Regions from separate parts of the Homo sapiens genome. Here region 2 is linked to region 1. A link is an interaction called in ENCODE POLR2A ChIA-PET data of the cell type or tissue named here. Cell type or tissue: PC-9. All regions are shown on one strand.

Region 1 (4,000 bases):
AAAGACAGCATAAACAAGTTAAAATACAAATGACAACCTCAGAGAAGATATATGCAACATATGTGACTAATAAAAAATTAGTACTCAGAATGTTTCAAAACAAACCACCCAATAGAAAATCAGGCAAAATACGTGAGCAGCCAACTCATAAAAAAGGAAATTAAATGGTCAGTAAGAAAGATGATCAACCTCACTAGTATAGTCATGTGCTCCATAACGATGTTTTGGTCAATGATAGACCACATACATGACGGTGGTCTCATAAGATTATAATGGAGCTGAAAAATCCCCATTGCCTAGTGACATTGTAGTTATCCTGACATAGCCATGGAAATGTCATAGCACAATGCATTACTCACGTGGGTGTGGTGATGCTGGTGGGAACACACCTACTGTGCTGCCAGTCCTATAAAAGTATAGTAAATGCAATGATGTGCAGTACATACTACTTGATAATGATAATAAATGACCATATTACTGTTATACGTATTTATAATGCTTTGGATCACTACTTTACAGTGTACTTCTTCTACTTATTAAAATAAAAAGTTAACTGTAAAACAGCCTCAGGCTGGTCCTTCAGGAGGTATTCCAGAAGAAGGCATTGTTATCATAGGAGATAACAGCTCCATGCATGTTGTTACTCCTAAAGACCTTCCAGGAGACAAGATATGAAGGTGGAAGGCAGAGATACTGAGGATCCTGACTCTGTGTAGGCCTGGGCTAATGTGTAAGTTTGTGTCTTAGTTTTTCACCAAAAAAGCTTAAAAAAATTAAAGTTAGAGAAAAGTTTATAGAATAAGGATATACGGAAAGAAAATGCTTTTGGACAGATGTACAACATGTTTGTGTTTTAAGCTAAGTGTTATTGTAAAGAGTCAAAAATTTAAAAAATTTAAACATTTAAAAAGTAACAGAGTTACAGCAAGCCAAGGTTAATTTATTATTAAAGAAAAAAAATTTTAAATAAACTTAGAGTAGCCTAAGTGTCCAGTGTTGATAAAGTTTACAGTGCTGTACAGTAATGTCCTAGGCCTTCACATTCACTCACCACTCACTCCCTGACTCACACAGAACAACTTCCAGTCCTGCAAGCTCCATTCACGGTAAGTGCCTTATACAGGTGTACCATTTTTTATATTTTATACTGTACTTTTACGGTACCTTTTCTGTGTTTAGATATGTTTAGATACATAAATACTTACTATTGTGTCACAGTTGCTCACAGTATTCAGTACAGTAGCATGCTATACAGGTTTGTAGCCTACGAGCACAAGGCTATACCATGTAACCTAGGTGTGTAGTAGGCTATAACATCTGTTTGTGTAAGTACATTCTATGATGTTCACACAACTACAAAATTGCCTAAAAATGAGTTTCTCAAAATGTATCCCCATTGTTAATTAATACATGACTGTAATTAGGGAAATGGAAATTAAAGCAATAACAAATGAACACTCTCCAAGTTGGATTGGCCAAGGAAACTTTCACTTAATACTGTTTTTGATATCTACTCTGAAGTCCAAAATTCTGTTGTTGTTTCTTTCCCTTTATCTTTTTTTTTTTTTTTTTTTTGAGGCCGAGTCTCGCTCTATGGCCCAGGCTGGAGTGCAATGGTAAGATCTCGGCTCACTGCAACCTCCGCCTCCCGGGTTCAAGTGATTCTCATGCCTCAGCCTCCCAAGTAGCTGGGATTACAGGTGCTCACTACCATGCCTGGCTAATTTTTGTATTTTTAGTAGAGACAGGACTTTACCATGTTGTCCAGGCTAGTCTCGAACTCCTGACCTCAAGTGATCTGCCTGCTTCGGCCTCCCAAAGTGCTGGGATTACAGGCATGAGCCACCATGCTCGGCCCCCTTTATCTTTTATATTATATGTGTGGATTTATGACTTTAACGTTCATACATGTATGTACATATTTTCTCTCATTCTAGTTTATTTGGGAAGAAGCAGCTGTAAAAGTACCTTTAATCAGCTATTTTAACTAATTAATTAATTAAACTAATTTAGCAAATTAATCTATTCATGATTAATTTTTACCCTTAAATAAAACTCATTTTAAATGTAAAATTTATCTTTAACATAACCACAATACACCTATCACTTATTAAAATATTTAATAATTTCTCAATATCACCAGTATCATAATATCACAGTTAGTATCCAAAATTTCCAATCATCTCATACATTTATAAGAAAATTTTAGTAGTTGATCCAAAGCAGAATCTAAATAAGGTTTACATATTGGGAGTGGTTGGATATCTTTTAAGTCTGTTTGAAGCTATTGTTTTCCCCTCCTCTCTCATTTTTCTTGTGCTAGTTTGTAGTGTTTTTATTGTTGTTTTTGAAAAAACAGAGCTATTTGTCTTTTAGAATTCTCCACAATGTGGATTTCACAGAATGAATGCATCCATGTGATATAGGTGAGATTTCCTCCGTCCTCTGTATTTTCTATAAAATGGTAGTTGGATCTAGAAGATTGATCAGATTTGGGTTCAGTTTCTTTTGGCTAGACATCACAGTTGGTTTGTGCTCTTCCATCAGGAGGCACACAATGTCTGTTTCTCTCTCTTTTGTGATGTTAGCAGCAGTTGATGAGAATTAAACCCATTATTTTATTACAAATTGAAAAATGGTTATATTTTCTCAGTTCTTCTTTTATTATCTGGAATACTATAAAGAGAAACTTCTTTCACTTACTATTTGAATAACCAACAGTAATAATTTATATTTTAAAAAGCAGGATAAGCATATTTTATGTGTTTTTCAATCCATTGCAGTAAATATCCTTAACTATAATCAAGCATTTCCATCTTATCAAGCATTTCCATCTTTGCCACTGGGAACCACTTCAAGTTGGGTTCTGTGTTCTTTTGACATAGCTCTAGCTGTTCCCCAAAGACAAGATTGTCTAGCTTTGTCTTGTATATTCCCAATCCCTTTTTCTTAAAATCAGCCCTTTTTCAGAGAGTTCTTGTTTCTTTCAGTAAAAAATAGTATTTGGAGACCACAGGTAGGATACTAGCAATGCTTATTGTTACCAAGTCGGTCAATATATTTAGACCTATTCAGGAGACAGTGCTAAGTAGCTATTTTTAATGAAATATTTTATATACACCAAAACACATGTGTAATACAGATAGAGTTTAATCTTTGAGTATTCCCATACCCAGGTAATAGCCCTTTTCAGTTTTGCTTATCATTCCCTTACTTATTATGTATGCTTAAACAATGTGTTATTTTTCATTTTTTGAACTTTGTATAAATGGAATCATACTACAGATATACTCTGTGACTTTTTCGTTTGTTTATTGTGTGTTTTTTGTTAATATACTTGCTCAAGTTAGAGCACTCATCCCACAGTATAAATATATCATAATTTATTTATCTATTCTCCCAAAGATACAAATTTGGGTCATTTCCAGTTTCTTGTTCCAGTGAACAAAACAATTATGAATTTTTTGTATACGGTTCTCTTCGTGCACATGTGCACAAGTTTCTTAGTTGCTATAACTTAGAGGTGGAATTTCTGGGGTCTAGGGTCAGTCTAGCTTTTGTCCCTTCAATGACACAGAAACACCTTTGTCAAGGTTACCAAAGGCCTCTATAGTGCCAGATGAGCAATGTTCTGTTCTCCTTATGCTTGGTTCCTCAACAGTATTCAATGCAGTCTTTCCCTCCTTGGTTCACATTCCACTACAGTGGTTCTCAGGCACCACACCCCTGACATAGCTCCCATTCTAAAGGCAGCTCCTCCTCACTGTATTTTACCAGCTCTCTTAATCCTCTCTATCCTACCTCTTAAAATCAGAGCTCCTTGAAAGTACTTAGTGAGTGCTTTCTTTTCCCAACTTTATCCACACTTTCTCTAGGAGAACGCATCATTACCACGACTTCAAATACCATTTGTTTGTTTCAGATCCTAATTCTATTGACCCTCAGCTTTCTTCTCTGAACTCTGTTTGTGTAATTAACTGCTCAGATGACTCAGAGTCAT
Region 2 (4,000 bases), 83 kb after region 1:
CCTGATAATTAGTGATGTTGAGCATTTTTCATATGTTTCTTGGCCATTTGTATATCTTTTTAATTTTAAAATTTTTATTATTTTATTATTTTTAATTTTTGAGATGGAGTCTCACTCTATTGCCCAGGCTGGAGTGCAGTGGTGCGATCTCGGCTCACTGCAACCTCCGCCTCCCATGTTCAAGCCATTCTCCTGCCTCAGTCCCCCGAGTAGCTGGGATAATAGGTGCGCAACAACCACACCTAGCTAGGTTTTGTATTTTTAGTAGAGATGGGGTTTCACCATGTTGGCCAGGCTGGTCTTGAACTCCTGACCTCAGGCGATCCACCCACCTCACCCTCCCAAAGTGCTGGGATTACAGGCATGAGCCACTGTACCTGGCCTGTATAACTTCTTTTGAGAATTGTCTATTCATGTCCTTAGCCCACTTTTTGATTTTTTTTCTTGCTGATTTGAGTTCTGGATATTAGACCTTTGTTGGATGCATAGTTTGCAAATATTTTCTCCCACTCTGTGGACTGTCTGTTTACTAAGCTGATTATTTCTTCTGCTGTGCAGAAGTTTTTTAGTTTAATTAGGTCCCATCTATTTTTGTTTTTGTTGCATTTGTTTTTGGGTTCTTGGTCATGAACTCTTTGCCTAAGCCAATATCTAGAAGAGTTTTTCCGATGTTATCTTTTAGAATTTTTATGGTCTCAGGTCTTAGATTTAAGTCTTTGATCCATCTTGAGTTGATTTTTATATAAGGTGAGAGATGAGGATCCAGTTTCATTCTTCTACCTGTGGCTTGCCAATTATCTCAGCACCATTTGTTGAATGCAGTATCCTTTCCCCACTTTATGTTTTTGTTTGCTTTGTCAAAGATCAGTTGGCTGTAAATATTTGGCTTTATTTCTGGGTATTCTGTTCCATTGGTCTACATGCCTTTTTTTTATACCAGTACCATGCTGTTTTGGTAACTATAGCCTTGTAGTATAGTTTGAGTCAGCTAATATGATGCCTCTAGATTTGTTCTTTCCACTTAGTCTTGCTTTGGCTGTGCCGGCCTTTTTTGGGTCCATATGAATTTTAGGATTGTTTTTTCTAGTTCTGTGAAGAATGATGATAGTATTTTGATGGGAATTGCACTAAATCTATAGATTGCTTTTGGCAGTATGGTCATTTTCACAATATTAATTCTACCCATCCATGAGCATGGGATATGTTTCCATTTGTTTCTGTCATCGATGATTTCTTTCAGCAGTGTTTGGTAGTCTTCCTTGAAGAGATCTTTCACCTCCTTGGTTAGGTATATTCCTAAGTATTTTATTTTTGCAGCTGTTGCAAAAGTGATTGAGTTCTTGATTTGAGTCTCAGCTGAGTTGTTGTTGGTTTATAGCAGTGCTACTGATTTGCGTACATTGATTTTCTATCTTGAAACTTTACTGAGTTCATTTTTCAGATCTAGGAGCTTTTAGGATGAGTCTTACTGCATACCTAGGGTTTTCTAGGTATGCAATCACATCACTGACAGTGACAGTTTGACTTCCTCTCTACCGACTCTGATGCCCTTTCTCTTGTCTGATGCTCTGGCTAGGAAACTTTTAGTTTTCTTTAAATGTACAGTAAATTATTGTTGCCTGTAGTTGCCCTGTTGTGCTACCAAATTCTAAATCTTATTCATTCAATCTAACAATATTTGTGTACCCATTAACCATCCCCACTTTCCTACCACCACCACTACCCTTGCCAGCCTTTGGTAACCATTACTTTATCTCCATGAGTTCAACTGTTTTAATTTCTCTATTCTGTTCCATGAGTCTATGTACCTGTTTTCATGCAAGTAATGTTACAGTGGGTAGCTAGTTGGGTATGAGTGGGGCAGAAGAGAGCTCCGCCCCTTCCCCCACCCCCCACAATACACCAGGAGTGTCAGGCAACCATCAGGTGATGGTCAGGTGGTCAACTGTCTCTCTAAACTAATAACTGGTCACAGCCAGTGCCAAGGAAAGGCAGTCTCTCCTAATAAATAGAAAACACCTGAAACTGGTGATCAGCAGCTTCCTGATAAGAGCTCAGGAGTTTGGCAACTGGGGAGAAGTAACATAAAACCCCAGAAGTATGCCAGTGTATAAAACCCCAAGTCAAAAGGTCAAGCCACGCACTTGCGTCTTGAGTCACCTACTTGGCCCTCTTCCAAGTGTACTTTCCTTCCTTTTATTCCTGTTATAAAACTTTTATTTATTTATTTATTTTTTGGGAGATGGAGTCTCACTCTGTCACCCAGGCTGGAGTGCAATGGCATGATCTTGGCTGTCTGCAACCTCTGCCTCCTGGGTTCAAGCGATTCTCCTGCCTCAGCCTCCTGAGTAGCTGGGACTACAAGTGACCTCCACCACGTCTGGCTAATTTTTGTATTTTTTTTTTTTTTTTTTTGAGACGGAGTTTTGCTCGTTGCCCAGGCTGGAGTGCAATGACGCGATCTCAGCTCACTGCAACCTCTGCCTCCCGGGTTCAAGCGATTCTCCTGCCTTAGCTTTTCTGAGTAGCTGCGATTACGGGCGTGCACCACCACGCCCGGCTAATTTTGTATTTTTAGTAGAGACGGAGTTTCTCCATGCTGGTCAGGCTGGTCTCGAACTCCCGACCTCAGGTGATCTGCCCACCTCGGCCTCTTAGTGTTGGGATTACAGGCATGAGCCACCACACCTGGCCTTAATTGTTGTATTTTTAGTAGAGATGGGGTTTCATCATGTTGGCCAGGCTGGTCTCAAATTCCTGACCTCAGGTGATCCACCTGCCTGAGCCTCCTAAAGTGTTGGGATTACAGGCGTGAGCCACTGGGCCTGGCCCTTGTTATAAGACTTCTTAATAAAACTTTCACTCTTGCTCTAAAACTTGCCTCAGTCTCTCCTTCTGCCTTATGCCCCTCAAATTCTTTCCTCTGAGGAGGCAAACAGTACCATGTTGTTTTGGTTCCTATAGTTCTACAGTATAATCTGAAGTCAGGTAATGTGATTTCTCCAGTTTTGTTCTTTATGCTCAGGATGACTTTGGCTATTCTGGGTCTTTTGTGGTTCCATTTAAATTTTAGAATTATTTTTGCTATTTCTGTGAAGAATGTCATTGGTATTTTGATAGAGAATGCATTGAATCTGTAGATTGCTTTGGGTAGTATGGCCATTTTAACAATATCGATTCTTGCAGTCAAAGAACAGGAATATTTTTCCATTTTTTGGTGTCCTCTTCAATTTCTTGCATCAGTGTTTTATAGTTTTTATTGTAGAGATCATTCATGTCTTCAGTGAAGTTTATTCTTAGATATTTTATTTTATTTGTAGCTATTATAAATTGACTTACTTTCTTGATTTCTTTTTCAGATTGTTTGTTGCTGGCATAGAAATGCTATTGATTTTTGTATGTCTGTTTGTATCCTGCAACTTTACCAAATTTATCAGTTCCAGTAGTTTTTCTGCTGGAGTCTTGAGGTTTTTCCAAATATAAGATCATATCATCTGCAAACAAGGATAATTTGACTTTTTCCTTTCCAATTTGGTTGCCCTTTATTTCTTTCTCTTGTCTCATTGCTCTAGCTAGGACTTCCAGTTATGTTGAATAACAACGGTGAAAGTGGCATCCTTGTCTTGTTCTAGATCTTAGAGGAAAGTCCTTTCCCATTCAGTATGATACTAGCTGTGGGTCTGTCATATGTGGATTTTATTGTATTGAGGTATGTCCTTCTATACCCAGTTTTTTGAGGGTTTTATTTAAATCATGAAGGGATGGTTGTTTTTTTTTTTAATTATACTTTAAGTTCTAGGGTACATTTGCACAACGTGCAGGTTTGTTACATATGTATACATGTGCCATGTTGGTGTGCTGAACCCACTAACTAGTCATTTACATTAGGTATATCTCCTAATGCTATCCCTCCCCCCTCCCCCCACCCCACGGGATGGTTGAATTTTAACAAATGCTTTTTCAGCATTAATGGAAATTATCATGTTTTTTGTCCTTCATC

Evidence for each region. ChIA-PET counts read pairs that join two places held together with the same protein. Peaks named below come from ENCODE experiments on the same cell type or tissue, not always from the same donor. Only the 100,000 strongest peaks of a DNase experiment are listed, where the experiment ranks them.
Region 2: POLR2A ChIA-PET joins it to region 1 with 5 read pairs; 4 of 35 experiments call an interaction of 5 or more read pairs at or near these places.

What each region holds. Positions count from the first base shown.
Region 1 is chr1:182,974,720-182,978,719 of GRCh38, reverse strand. No RefSeq gene overlaps it. Among named protein-coding and RNA genes, the nearest start is that of SHCBP1L, 24 kb to the right of the region's middle. In PC-9, no CTCF peak of the experiment used is centred here; no DNase peak of the experiment used is centred here; H3K27ac peaks cover 354 bases.
Region 2 is chr1:182,891,600-182,895,599 of GRCh38, reverse strand. No RefSeq gene overlaps it. Among named protein-coding and RNA genes, the nearest start is that of DHX9-AS1, 54 kb to the right of the region's middle. In PC-9, no CTCF peak of the experiment used is centred here; a DNase peak (open chromatin) is centred at 2,089.